Linked DNA regions of Homo sapiens: all the other regions are linked to region 3. Evidence: chromatin loops called from intact Hi-C (ENCODE). Cell type or tissue: B cell. All regions are shown on one strand.

Region 1 (2,500 bases), 160 kb before region 3:
GGTCCACTGAGCAGTCCCGGGTGGCTTACCCCTCCCCTAGCCAGGGAGGCCGTCAACCTCCCCTACCACGATGGGCCTCCCAGAGGGTGATGCTCTTGGGAGGCAGGGGCTTGCCTCCCTTCAGGATCTCCTCCTGGCCTCTCCCTTCTTTGAACCAGTTGGCTTCATTGGTTCTCTTCCCAGACTGACCAGAATATTCTACTTCTATTTTGGCCTAATCACTTGAGCCCTTCAGGCCTTAGTTTCCTCATCTGCAAAATGGGGACAACAATAAAGTCTACTTCTCAGGGTCATTTTGAGGATTAGATGAGAGCCCACAAGGAAAGCACATAGCATGGTACCTGGCACATAGTAGGCACTCAGGAAGTAGCTACTGTAAACCTTACAGAGGGTGGTTTCCCAAGTGCCGGGGGCAGGATAGCAGGAATGTTGCTTTGCCTTTCACCTGACAGCATTTCTCAATGTTCAGTGTATGTAAGAATCACAGCGGGAATCTGATGCAATGCGGGTTCCCAGACACCACCCTGAGTAATTCTGGTTCAGTGGGTCGGGCTGTCCTGGGAACCTGCTCTTGATCGCTGCCCCGTGATGATTCTATCAGGCCAATTCTGAGGCTGGTGGTCTCTGTTTCACTTTGAGAACTGATGATTGAGCGTCGCTTTTACATGAGCGGGTTCTGCAGTGAACGCCAAACACATTTGTCATCTGTGCAAAATGCCTGGCTCATGGCGACTTAATATCTCACTGACACAGAAGACCGATAGAGGCAATTGGCGGCAACTTAGATTGGCAGCTGTTAAGCAAATTGGAGGTCTGAAGAGCAATTTTCTGGCAATATCAAGATTAGCTATTAATATGTATTAACAGACTGTAAAGGATTCATGGAATTTCACAGTAACTGAACTATGAATTGAGAGGCACCCAAAGAGGTCCATTTATTTCTTAGTCAAGCAGCATGTTTTAACAATACCCGATTTCTCCATTGTTCCAAAGGCACGCATGAGCCATGCTCTGGGCCTTTCGTTTCTGCATGTTGCATGCTTCCAGTGAGAGGAAGGCTGGTCCTCCCCCAAGAGAGAGGTGGAGCTAGTTCTGCAGATGGGGCTCCAAAGCCCTCCTCCTACCCCTGCCTGGAAGACACCCTCGTTCTCTCCCCAGTAACCACCACCACCAAGCCTGGGGCCCCAACGGAGCCATTTCCACCACCTTTACCTTCACCCCTTTGCCTCAACCTGCTCCATCCTGATCATAGTTAATGTCACTATGAACAATGTGAGCTCAACTCATGCCCTCCCTCCAGGGCAGCTGGGATAAGGCCCAGGTATCTCAGTGTCCCAGGCACTTGGTGCCCAATACTTGCAGAATTCAGAAAAGGGTGATTAGCTTTGTGGCAACACATGAACATCTTTGCAGAGTACTAAGAAGATTTTGTTTATCACTTCACTGCCTTTTTCCTCTTTCAAGAAGGACGGCCCATTCTCAATCATAGTGAAAGTGGAACAGGAAGACCATCGTGGAGTGCTAGAGGGACAAGCACGTCTAAATCCATCCATCTGCTGTTCACTGAGGAAGTCAGACATCTCTGCGGCTTCTTAGGCCATGGCCGAGGACATGAAGATACAGATATCCAGGAACAGAGTCACACACAATGGCAGGGACACAGACCCGGGGCCCAGAGGTGAATAAGACACCCTCAATTGCATGACATCAGAGGTATTAATATTCTTCTGCCTGTAGAGCTTTCAAATAATTTTGCATCTCAGAGTCCTTAGAACCCAGAACTTCAGAGTTACAAAATACCTTTGTGATTATCTGATACCACCCTCTGATTTTCAGATGGCAAAACTGAGGCCCAGAGATGAGAGCTCATCCACCCACTCCCAGAAAGCAGCAGAGCAAAGACTGGAACCCAAATATGCCTTTTTGTTGTGCTGCTGGACAGCAGAGCAAAAAGAGGGATTTTCTCCTTCTATCCACCCAGCAGCCCTTGTTGGAGGTGCAGGGATGGATTCCAGGGCAGAGTGAGAGGGCAGGGAGTGTCATCTGTGTGGTGCCATAACATTCCTATGAAATAGAAAAACCATCTTTGCTACCTTCCATCAACCTCAGAGGAGTATTTTGACAACACATGTAGATTTATGATCAATGGAAATTATAAAACTAAAAAGAAGTGAGTGACCCATTTTATTATCCAGAATAGGGAACGTGGGATAGGTCCCCCTGGGCTGGCCTGATTTCAGAGCTCATTAAAGAAAAGTGAGGCAAGAACTGGGAAAAGTCTTTGCATTTTTTTCTTTAAAGGCCAGTGACCCTACTAAAACTAAGTGGTAGAAACTAAATACATTGATTTCAGGATACAATTTTTACAGAAAATCAGTGTCTCCCTGATCTCATTCAATAAATACTGAACAAAAATGGAGAGTATTTGCTTTGATGGAACAAAGGTTTACTCTCCCTAGGATGTCTGGAACTCTGCGGAGATGAGCAAGCTCATCAGCAC
Region 2 (2,500 bases), 63 kb after region 3:
CAACTGCTGCTCCTACTTAGCAAACTAATCACTAACCATTAGTCCTACTGCCTCTCACTGAATGCACCCATGTCCATTCCTTTAGGCTTATAAAGCATTTACTTCTCCATTAGCTTATGTGGCATGTAAGATCCTGAGAGATGAGCAGAGCAGGTGCCATTGGGCCCATTGGACAGATAAAGAAACTAATGCTCAGTAGTTCAGAGACTGTCCTGAAGCCTCCCCAGCTGATGAGCAGTGAACTGGTTTTGCTGCCTCATCCCTTACTGCCTGTAGCATGGGTGTGCAGAAAGACAACAGACAACTTTGATCAGTTCCGACGCCAGCAACTAGGAATGAAGCTAAGACATAAGGAACATGGAGCTCCTGCACCCCGTTCCCTGATGGAGTCCCAGTCCCTTGCACAGCTGTGCCTCCTAAATTAAACACACGCACTCTCCATAAGTAGTTTCCTAGGAAAACCAGACTACTGTCCTTTAGGAACCAACCCTGCACCTGCAGAAAAGCCTTCAACAAAACCAACTGTGAAGGCTTTGCCGAAACAGTTCTCAGAACAGCTGTCCTGGTCCTGCCACAGCACAGGAAATCATCCCATCTTGGCAAACCCCACTCAACCATGTTTCCATGCTGCAGCCTTAGAGGAATGAAAATATCAATCTGAGCCAAGCAAATCTAACAGGCTATCATGCAAAATGCTGGTGTCAAATCAAGCCTCAACCAGTAATTATCCATCAAGCAGGGCCATAATAACCGGCTCCCTGGGGTCACTTCGCTGGGAGGCAGGGAGGTGGTTACTAAAGAGGGAGTTGGAATTGGACAAGTGACAGCCTTAAGAGAAAGGCGTTCATCTCACTTTTCTAGATTCTTCTACAGGTTAGGGGGTTCTACCCAACCCTCTAACCAAACCTATCCCCACTGAGGTCAAAACCCATCCTGTGGCTGCCTCGAGGCATTTATGATGACGCACTGGGGCAGATCTCCATCTATCATGCTGTGCCCTCCTTTAAGTTTAAAGGAAGTTGGCTTTAGCTAATGGTCTGAAAGGTGCTTCCTTTACCAACTGCTGTCATTAAACTAGCAAACTATTAATTTAAACTCTTATGGTAAGGGGGTTTCCTGGAAATTCCTTAAAGGAAGTCTGTAATTGACAGTGTGGTTAAACATCATACAGACAGCACAAAAATCCTAATCAAATACAATTAGTGCAGGCTCAAGTCCCCTTGTAGACCAATAGCACTTTTGTTCATAAGAAGTACTGTGCCATACCCCTGTTTAGGGTTGGGACTATTATGGAGAAAGAAACACACACACACACACACACACACACACACACACCTCAAGAGTCCAGGCCTAGGCCTCAAAGTTCATCATGACATTTGCTCCAACTCTATAATCCGACTGAAGAGAAGAAAGAGTTAAAAAAAAAAAAAAAGAAAGAAAAAAAGAAAAAGAAAAGATTTTAAGAAAAAAATGGTTTCTATTAAAATGCATAACACCATCTTTCAAAGATGAAAGGACTTAGTAGAAACACCATAAACCTCAGAATTACACAGTAAATTGCTTCTTTTGTTTAAGGCAAATTAATATTGGATCACAGATAAAAAATAAATCCTCCCAACATCCCCAGCTAAAGGATGCTATATTCATTATGCAGCTTGGAAGACTGCATGTTGACTATTTTGTAGAAAATGAATGAAGGGTTGGTTATAATCACCTTCCCACTCAAATCCTGTCTCATTACCTGAAGTGTTTTTCCTGCAAAGTGACACACAAATGATTTTCTAGTCTTCGCTTTCTTCTCATAAGCCACCATATGCAGGGCGAGGGAAAGTCCGGGGTGTATTAACTATGCCAGTGAATCTGCCCGGGGTCCTTCAAAGTGCTTCCCAGAACACGGTGCACAGACATCGTATTTGCCTAGGTCTTTATCAGAGTCCAACTGAATCTGGCACAAAGGCAACTGACAACCTCTGAATATCCCTTACCGAGCCCATATAATTAGTGAAGGAAATACAGCATGATAACATGTGTATCATCCGAATCTTCCCTCCTTCCTACTCACGCGCTCCTGTCATACTTGCTAACTCAAAGGTGGTCTTTATTTTTATGTTTATTTTTTTGAGACAGGGTCTCGCTCTCTCACCCAGGCTGAAGTGCAGTGGCACAATCATGGCTCACTGCAGTCTTGAACTCCTGGGCTCAAGCAATCCTCCCGCCTCAGCCTCCCACGTAGCGGGGACTACAGGCACGTGCCACTGCGCCTGGCTAATTTTTTTATTTTTTTGTCAAGTAAGGGTCTCACTATGTTGCCCAGGCTGGTCTTGAGCTCCTGGGCCAAGCTCCCACCTCAGCTTCCTAAAGTGCTGGGATTACAGGCGTGAGCCACCATTTCTGGACTCAAAGGTGGTCTTGACTCAGAGGCGGGAACTTCTCACTGCCAAAGCGACCTTAGATCCAAAGTTATCCAGTACGATCCTCAGTGGGAAAAGGCACTGACATG
Region 3 (2,500 bases):
CTGGGTGTGGTGGCAGGTGCCTGTAATCCCAGCTACTCAGAAGGCTGAGGCAGGAGACTTGCTTGAACCCAGGAGGCAGAGGTTGCAGTGAGCTGAGATCTCGCCACTACACTCCAGCCTGGGCGACAGAGTGAGACTCCATCCTCAAAAAAAAGAGAGAGATCTTTGAAAACTGAGAGCACAAGGCATTTGTTTAATTTCTGCATATTTTAGGAATATAGGATGCTTAAGTATAACTTAAGTTGCTGCCATCAAGAAGTGCTGAAGGGGTAAGGGAGATAAAAGCAGGTGTCAGAATCGATCTGAAAATGAATAGGGGAGGCCCCAGACAGGGGCAGAGGGTGCACACGTGAGCTTTGGGGGAGGCTAGGCTGTGTGTCAAGTGTGGTTGTTGAAATATGGTCAGAGGGAAAAGGCCATTGGAGCTGCATCTGATGAAACACGCCCACGGTCCCCCAATCTCCCTCACTCCCTGCTTCCCTTCTTGTGAATCCAAGATGCAAAGCTGAGCCCCATTCCATAGACCCTCCAAAGATATGGAATGGGATCAGAATGATCCCAAGGAGGGGAAAAAGAATCAAAGCCACTGTAGTGGTTTCTCCCCAGGGAAATCCAGGGAAACACTCACAATTTTAAGGAGGGTTTCATCTTAAAGTAAAGATAAAAAAGTGTTATGACAAAATGGAGAGACAAGGTCCCATCTTTATCCAGAAAGTAAGAAAACCATGTACAAGATTTCTGTTGCCTTGATAAGCAGGAAGGCATGGCCCCAGTATACAACACATATGTATGTGGCCGCACTTAGATATTAAAATTCCCTCCAAGTTGGCCAGGCAGGTCTATTTGTGCAGGCAAATTAAAAAGCTGTAAGACAATAAGGTGTCTGCAAATGGTTACAGCTACAAGAGGATATGAAGCTATTTGCATGTCTGTCTCTAGGGGAAGCAGCCAGATGTGTTAGAAACAGTTCCAGTTCAGAGCTTGCGGCCACCTGTGAGCTGGGTGACTTGGGGAGAAGGAAAACAGGTACAAGCAGAAGACATTTGGAGTTCCGGCTCTATACAATGCTGAATGCCAGGCAGGCACTTCAGTGGAAGTCATTTTATATAACCCTCCCTTCCTCACTACCATCCCGAGATGTATTATTTCTATCATACAGATGAGGAAACAAGTGCAGAGAGGTTCTTGCCAACGGTACACAGTTAATAAATGACAGATCCTCTAGGATGATACAGCAGGGAAATGTTTATTATCTCTGAGTGTTCCCAACAGTGATTGGCCCCATGAGAAGGGCGTGCAGAGGGGACGTGAAATGCACAGAAAGAACTTAAACTCCAGTTGCATCCCTTAGTAAAGATAATAACATGAAAACAGGGGCCTGGGGTTTAAGTAACTCAGTAAAGGTGATGGGGCAGGGGCAACATATCTGTCTGACACATCTGGTCAAAATGCTGACATCAAAGTCTTCAAGCACAAACACACGCACACACACATGACTACCCCAACGCTGATTTCATTGCTCAGGAGCAGAGCACTGTAGCCAAGGGTAGGCTCTAAGGGTGTTAGAATTCCTGCCTCAAATCCTGGCCCCTCCACTGGCCAGCAGAGTGATCTTCTGCAAGCTTCTTAACCCCCTGCATCTCAGTTTGCTCACCAATAAGATGGAAATAATGAGAGAACCTGCCTGATAAAGTTATTAAGAGGAGGACATGAGCGGAAAGCACTGAGTGCATTGGCTGCCACAACTCTCAGGCGCACATTTCCATATTTCAATTTCTCGCAAATAAGGATGCATCCTACAACCATAGTCTTCTTAGACTGGATGAAATAAGGATAGAATGATGATGCTGACGATAATGACGTAGTGCATCCCTTACTTCCTTTCCACCTCCCTCCGTCCCATCCCCATCCCCATCTCAAAGCCCAAACTCCTGGATGGAGTGTTTGTTCTCAACTTCTCTTCCTTTTTCTTTTAGTTTGCTACAAGTTGAATGCTTTGTTTTCCAAGCCAAGACAAATCTCCTCAAATTCAAATGGCAAAGTGCCACAGCATCAAAATGCCCTGTGCCTTCTGAGGCTTGCTAAGATGCAGGGAGGCAGCTCCAGGGTAACAGGCCCTTTGAGACCACCTGTGCCCGAGCCACTCCTCACACAGCCAAGGTCACTGCCCTGGATGTCATGAACAGCTGGGGAAGTCTCTGTCAGGTTAGACAGAGGTAGTGGGTCTTCAGCAGTACCCAGAAAGACCCTCCCCACCCTCCTGCCCACCAAATAACTGCCTCAGCCCTCACTGAGGCCAGAAATCCCAGGCAGTGTTCCTTTAAATCAACGGTTTCCAGTCACTCGACAATGTTTGGCCACTACATCAAATCATAACCAGCTTTCTCAAAGTCTGAAAAACTACAAGAAGTTGTGGTTCAAATAAATAAATAGGGATAAATTTTCCTCAATTATCAAGCTTTCTCCCATAAAACTTTGTTAAACAGTTGACACAGCTGTG

The links. Hi-C counts contacts between places; a loop is a spot of excess contacts. Peaks named below come from ENCODE experiments on the same cell type or tissue, not always from the same donor. Only the 100,000 strongest peaks of a DNase experiment are listed, where the experiment ranks them.
Region 1: it touches region 3 in a loop (2.6-fold over the local background); 2 of 110 quality-filtered maps call a loop at or near these places.
Region 2: a loop joins it to region 3, with 2.7 times the contacts of the local background. A loop is called at or near these places in 6 of 110 quality-filtered maps.

The regions. Positions count from the first base shown.
Region 1 is chr12:104,739,916-104,742,415 of GRCh38, reverse strand. The region is part of intron 2 of CHST11 (carbohydrate sulfotransferase 11); the gene reads right to left. Among named protein-coding and RNA genes, the nearest start is that of MIR3922, 150 kb to the right of the region's middle. RefSeq lists an enhancer at 1,374-1,423. In B cell, no CTCF peak of the experiment used is centred here; a DNase peak (open chromatin) is centred at 1,505; H3K4me3 peaks cover 1,009 bases; H3K27ac peaks cover 2,116 bases.
Region 2 is chr12:104,517,907-104,520,406 of GRCh38, reverse strand. The region is part of intron 1 of CHST11 (carbohydrate sulfotransferase 11); the gene reads right to left. Among named protein-coding and RNA genes, the nearest start is that of CHST11, 62 kb to the right of the region's middle. In B cell, no CTCF peak of the experiment used is centred here; a DNase peak (open chromatin) is centred at 956; H3K4me3 peaks cover 846 bases; H3K27ac peaks cover 1,796 bases.
Region 3 is chr12:104,581,376-104,583,875 of GRCh38, reverse strand. All of the region lies in intron 1 of CHST11 (carbohydrate sulfotransferase 11), which reads right to left. Among named protein-coding and RNA genes, the nearest start is that of MIR3922, 9.0 kb to the left of the region's middle. RefSeq lists enhancers at 38-107, 934-983. In B cell, no CTCF peak of the experiment used is centred here; DNase peaks (open chromatin) are centred at 435 and 965; H3K4me3 peaks cover 741 bases; H3K27ac peaks cover 2,124 bases.